Regions from separate parts of the Homo sapiens genome. Here region 1 is linked to region 2. A link is a contact called in ENCODE Hi-C or POLR2A ChIA-PET data. All regions are on one chromosome and are shown on one strand. Each heading gives the region's core, a stretch centred on a gene start or an enhancer-like site at or near the end of the contact. The rest is flanking DNA. Distances are from core to core; before and after follow the strand shown.

Evidence for each region. Hi-C counts contacts between places; a loop is a spot of excess contacts on that map. ChIA-PET counts read pairs that join two places held with the same protein, here RNA polymerase II (POLR2A).
Region 1: a loop to region 2 is called in a map of CD8-positive, alpha-beta T cell, with 8 times the contacts of the local background. The contact joins the promoter of AAAS here to the promoter of TROAP-AS1 in region 2. A Hi-C loop is called at or near these places in 1 of 168 maps with a recorded cell type or tissue (CD8-positive, alpha-beta T cell). POLR2A ChIA-PET finds 5 or more read pairs at or near these places in 1 of 52 experiments (activated CD4-positive, alpha-beta T cell).

Annotation. Positions count from the first base shown.
Region 1 is chr12:53,320,105-53,322,983 of GRCh38, reverse strand. It overlaps AAAS (aladin WD repeat nucleoporin), which reads left to right and starts at 1,374. Exons shown (of 16, transcript NM_015665.6): 1 at 1,374-1,641; 2 at 2,292-2,419. The coding sequence starts at 1,519. RefSeq lists enhancers at 1,208-1,257, 1,338-1,527, 2,746-2,835.
Region 2 is chr12:49,323,021-49,325,993 of GRCh38, reverse strand. It overlaps TROAP-AS1 (TROAP and PRPH antisense RNA 1), which reads left to right and starts at 1,418. Exons shown (of 8, transcript NR_120449.1): 1 at 1,418-1,502; 2 at 1,655-1,847. It overlaps TROAP (trophinin associated protein), which reads right to left and starts at 2,739. Exons shown (of 15, transcript NM_005480.4): 1 at 2,645-2,739; 2 at 2,242-2,390; 3 at 1,957-2,149; 4 at 336-493; 5 at 110-247. The coding sequence starts at 2,385. RefSeq lists an enhancer at 2,516-2,665.

The DNA of each region.
Region 1 (2,879 bases), core at 125-2,624, 4.0 Mb before region 2:
AGCCTTCTGAGTAGCTGGACTAAAGACGCTTGCCACCACCACGCTGGCTAACTTTTGAATTTTTTGTAGATACAGGGTCTTGCTATTTTGCCCAAGCTGGTCTTGAACTCCTGGGCTCAAGAGATCAGCCTCGGCCTCCCAAAGTGCTGGGATTACAGGTGTGAGCTACCACACCCAGCCTTACTTTTATTCTTAAGTGAGAATAACTGGTTTGGGTGTATCTAGGTCCAATCTCTCTGTGACTCACTTTCCTCATGGTGACAGAACAGCACCCACCTTATGGGGTTGTAAAGATTATAAAAGCACTTATCGTAACAAGTGCTCAGGAAATAGTTTTGCAGCCCGGCAAGGTGGCTCAGGCCTGTAATCCCAGCAATTTGGGAGGCCAAAGCAGGCAGATCACTTGAGGTCAGGAGTTTGAGACCAGCCTGGCCAACATGGTAAAACCTCGTCTCTACTAAAAATACAAACTTAGCTGGGCGTGGTGAAGCATGCCTGTAATCCCAGCTACTCCAGAGGTTGAGGCAGGATAATCGCTTGAACCGGGGAGGCAGAGGTTGCAGTGAGCTGAGATAGCACCACTGCCTTCATCCTGGGCAATAGAGCGAGACCCTGTCTCTCAAAAAAATAAAATAAAATAAAGTTTTCCTTTTTGAGACGAAGTTTCCCTCTTGTTACCCAGGCTGGAGTGCAATGGTGCGATCTTGGCTCACTGCAACCTCCCCCTCCGGAGTTCAAGAGATTCTCCTGCCTCAGCCTCCCGATTAGCTGGGATTACAGGTGCCCGCCACCACGCCCGACTAATTTTTGTATTTTTAGTATAGATGGGGTTTTCAGCATGTTGGCCAGGCTAGTCTGCGAACTCCTTTCAGATGATCCACCCACCTCGACCTCCCAAAGTGCTGGGATTACAGGCGTGAGCCACCGCGCCTGGCAGGAAATGTTAGTTTTCCAACCGTCCCCACCTCCCTTTCCAGGACGCCTAACCGTGTGGGTGCAGCACTGTTCCTCCTCTCTGAGGCTTTTCCCTCAGCTTTCCAGCCAGCTGCCTGTGACATAGCCTGTATTTTCCTCTGGGTGATCCACAGGCCTGGGAGGATTAATTTGGTACTTCCCTGAATGTGGCTTATTTCGGGCTTTCTAAGCGCTAAGATAGTGAGTGGGAGAAGGTGTTCGGGAATTCGGAGCTGGGAAAAACAGTAGTCTCATGGAAAACAACAGAAAAAAACCCCACTCCAGCCTGGTAACCAACGGTTGGCCGGGGGACGTGTCCGCGCTGCTCCCCCTCCGGCCGCCAGGGGGCGCAGGAAGAAGCTTTGGAGGTCTGTCCCGGGACCGCGTACTCGTCCTTCTTTCCCGTTAGTCTTTTCTTCACTTCCGTTGAGTTCCGCCTCGCCGTTTGTCCCTTGCGGTACCCGTCCGCATACGAATCTAGCCCGGGAACCGAGTTGCGGGAGTGCGGTCTGTGCCGTTCCGGCCAGGAGTTTGCCGACTGCAGACGTCCTGCGAACCGGCAAGATGTGCTCTCTGGGGTTGTTCCCTCCTCCACCGCCTCGGGGTCAAGTCACCCTATATGAGCACAATAACGAGCTGGTGACGGGCAGTAGCTATGAGAGCCCGCCCCCCGACTTCCGGGGCCAGGTGGCCAGGGCGAGGAGGGAGGGGACCTACAGGCATGGGGGCGGAGTCGGGGACTACTGGGGAAAGGAGGCAGTGTGACAGGGGCAGGGTCACAGAGTCTGGCGGAGTGGAAACAGCTTGGCCCCGGCAGGAGGCTAGAAGGGCTGGAATCTGTTTTAGGACTGGGATTGGAGTATAACGGGGGAACGGTTAAGGAGCTGTGGAGGAGGCCTAGAGGGAATGGAGAGAATGAGGGAGAATCTAGGGAGTGTGAGGATGCGGGAGAACTATCTAAAAGTTGGGGACAGTATCTGGGGAGGATCAGAAGGATACAACATGGAACTTTTTTCCATGGTGTTCCTGGGAAGGACAAGGAAGGGAAACTGACATTTATTGAGCGTTTGCTATGTAAGAAAGAGGCTGAGTCAGGTGTTTTCTAAAAATGTCATATGGTTTCATAATCACAGCAACCCTATGAAATATTATTCTAGTTGCACAGATACGGGAGCTAAGACTTGTTTCCCATTCTCACAAGTGTTAGCTTTGTGGAAATGGGAAACAGACCTCTGGAATCTCTTATACTTAGCCCAGCGGTGGGTTGGAGATGGCACGGAATTAAAGATTTGGGAAGAGACTGAATCACCGTCACACTCCTCACTTTTGTGCTATAGTGGATCAATCTTCCTGTCCTACAACTGACAAAGGATCCCCTAAAGACCCCTGGAAGGCTGGACCATGGCACAAGAACTGCCTTCATCCATCACCGGGAGCAAGTGTGGAAGAGATGCATCAACATTTGGTGAGGCATGGCAAAGGGTTTCCTGGGTCACAGTCTGCAGATCCTGGAAAATGAGTCAACACCCCTTTACCTTGGGGTGTTCTTCAAAAGACTTTTATTCAGGCTGTCTCCACGAGAGCTGTATATCCTAAATCATATGAAATTTTTAGTCCTTATTATAGAACTCAAATGCTCAATAAATGTCAGGTTCCCTTCCTTGCCCTTCCCAGGAACACTATGGAAAAAGTACTTCCATTTCATCTCTAGTAACTTGCCTTGCTTTCTGGCTTGATTAGGTGAACCTGCTCCCTGCCCCCACCTCATGGCATTACCACTTCTGAGCTTTTACCTGAAGCTCAGCAAGATCAGATATAAGGTTGCACTGAATAATCTCCTACATAGGTCATCCACTTTGCACTTGTAGGAGTGGAGCTACACTACCTGGTTTCATTTTCTTTTTTTTTTTTGAGATGGAGTTTCA
Region 2 (2,973 bases), core at 169-2,668:
CAGTAGGATCCCTTGCCTCATCATGAGGTACCTCTTCTCCCAGAGCCCAGCTTTGTCCCTGGAAGGAGCTCCCAGAAGCACCGACTATCAGCCCCTCAAGGGCACTCACCAGAGCCTGTAGCCTCTGGGGGCACAATGTCCGGCCTCGAGGTCCTGGTCCCTCCAGCCTAGAGAAGCAGGAAGCCCTGGCAGGGTCCAGTCGGTGGGTGGGGGTTCTGGGGGCCAAATATGCAGAGGCCCGAACACCCTGGGACACCAACAGAGGCTGTCAGCACTGCTCAGGATGCCCCCCTCAGTGCCCCCTAGCCTGGTCTCCTCACATCCTGTTTCATTACCTGGACCCTCTGGGTGGTGCCTCCCTGACTTCCTCGAACCAGTACTCTTTTAGCCAGACTAGGCTGGCGCCCCAGGTGACAGCTCTTCACACCCTCACCTGACAGGATGGTGGCCAGGGCTGCAGGGTCAGCCACAAACTCTATGGTCCCTGGAGCCTCTGCAAGGAAAGAGGAGAAGGAAAAGGAAGGGGGAAGGCTGAGGGGGATAGGGCCCCTAGCATAGGAACTTTGAGGTACAAGGTGAGCAAGAGACTCATTCAATTGAATTTGGCTTATTTTTTTTTTTTTTTTTAAGAAATAGATGGCTGGGTGCAGTGGCTCATGCCTGTAATCCCAGCACTTTGGGAGGCCGAGGCGGGTGGATCACCTGTGGTCAGGAGTTTGAGACCAACCCGGCCAACATAGCAAAACCCTGTCTCCACTAAAAAAATACAAAAATTGGCTGGGTGCGGTAGCTCACTCCTGTAATCCCAGCACTTTGGGAGGCTGAGGCAGGTGGATCACCTGAGGTCAGGAGTTTGAGACCAGCCTGGCCAACATGGTAAAACCCCATCTCTACAAAAAACAAAAACAAAAAAAAATTAGCTGGACCTGGTGGCGCGCGCCTGTAGTACCAGCTACTCAGGAGGCTGAGGCTGGAGAATCACTTGAACCTGGGAGGTGGAGGTTGCAATGAGCCAAGATCGTGCCACTGCACTCCAGCTTAGTGACAGAGTGAGACTCTGTCTCAAAAAAAAAAAAAAAAAAAAGAAAGAAAACAAAAATTAGCTGGGTGTGGTGGCAGGTGCTGGTAATCCCAGGTACTCGGGGTGAGGCATGAGAATCGCTTGAACCTGGGAGGTGGATGTTGCAGTGAGCCGAGATCATGCCACTGTACTCTAGCCTGAGGGATAGAGTAAGACTCTGTCTCCACAAAAAAAAAAGAAAAGAAAAAAAAAAAGAGAAAAAGAGATGGGGTCTCACTATGTTGCCTAGGCTGGTCTCAAACTCCTGAGCTCAAATGATCCTCCTGCCTCGGAGGAGTGTTGGAATTACAGGCGTGAGCCACCACACCTGGTCACCAAATGTTCATAGAATGTTACATAAGACACTATTCTAAGCACTGGGGTCCCATAAGAATAAGACAAAGCCCCTATCCTCAAGAGGCTATCATCAAACTATAGACAGGTAACAGACTCAAGCCAAGGTATATACATGTTATAAAAGAAGTGCTGCAAAGTATTAGGAGAACACAGAGCAACTGATTGTGACATGGGGAACTGGAAAAGGCTTCAGAAGAAGTGATATTTATTATTTATTTATTTATTTATTTTTTAAAGAGATGGGATCTCCCTCTGTCATCCAGGCTGGTCTCCAACTCCTGGCCTCCAGTGATCCTCCTGCTTCAGCCTCCTGAGTAGCTGTGATTACAGGTACAAGCCATGGCACCTGGCGAGATGACATTTTGCTGGAGGAAAGGGAGATCTTCTAAGAGCAAAGAGCTTTCCAGGAGCTGGGACCAGGACTATCACAGTAAGTAGGAGACAGCAGGAGTGAGTGCAAAACCCCAAAACCCCACTTTTACCCTTCCTAGTCCCCTACTCAGCCATGGAGGCCGTGTTACCATGGCTCCAACAGGTACCTGTCTGGGCAGGGGGCCCAGGCCCCACATTTTGACCCCTAGGGCTAGGCCTGAGCTCTTCCAAGGGGTTCCGAGGCTGACTGATCCCCACCAATCTTTGTGATGTCTCTGCCTGGTGCCTGGCTTTCGGCCTGGGGCCTGCTGAATCAACGAGGGGGCGTTGAATATTGAGCGGTGGTTTCTGCACCCATCTCTAGGGGAGGGAGCGGGGACAAAAAGGTGAGGTTTAGTGTTGGGGTGCATTACTGGTGTGACTACTGTCTTCCCCCATTAGGCCCCTCTTACCCTTGGATCTTGGTTCTCCTGGTCCACGGCGCACGATGTAACAGTGGGGAAAGGCGTGCGTTTCTGAGAGCGTACCGGAATCTTGCTAGGGGTAGGAGATACACCCCGGAGGAGGGGATCCTTCGTGGCTTGCCGGGTGGTCATGATGGCTACAATTGAGACGGGGAAGAAGGCAGGCAGAATCTAAGATCAAAGATCAACCAGTTCTCGGGGCACCTGTCCTGCCATCCCTGATACCTCCGCCCTAATCCACGCGCCCACAAGCCCCCGGCGCCTGCAAGACCGCTCTTATGGGTGCTATCTCCAGACACCCCGAGCCTACTCTTTCGCCCTCGGGCCCCAAACTGCCCTCCTCCCTATGAACCCAGCAGCCTTCGTTCCCTTCAAGACCCCCGTGCCTTACCTTACCGAGGCCCCTCAGGGCCTACCCAGCTTCCTCCGCTTTTCTCCTGACCCTCTCGGGTGCTGCTGGAGCTACTTTCTCAGTTTGTAAAATACGCCAAGCTCTTGATTGGCCCGGTCGCGCTCCCGCGGAGGCCCGCGTAGCCAGACTCAGCCGTCCAATCCGCGGGCATCGCAGGAGGGGCCAAAAGAAGGACCAATTGTCGAACCGCTTTCTGGCGAGGAAAAAAACTGACTCGGATCAATCAGCCAATCCGAGAGTGGAGCGCCGCTGGGAGGCGGGGAAAGAGGAAGGATGGGGCCGTTCCGAGGCCGGGGAAGGCGTAGCCA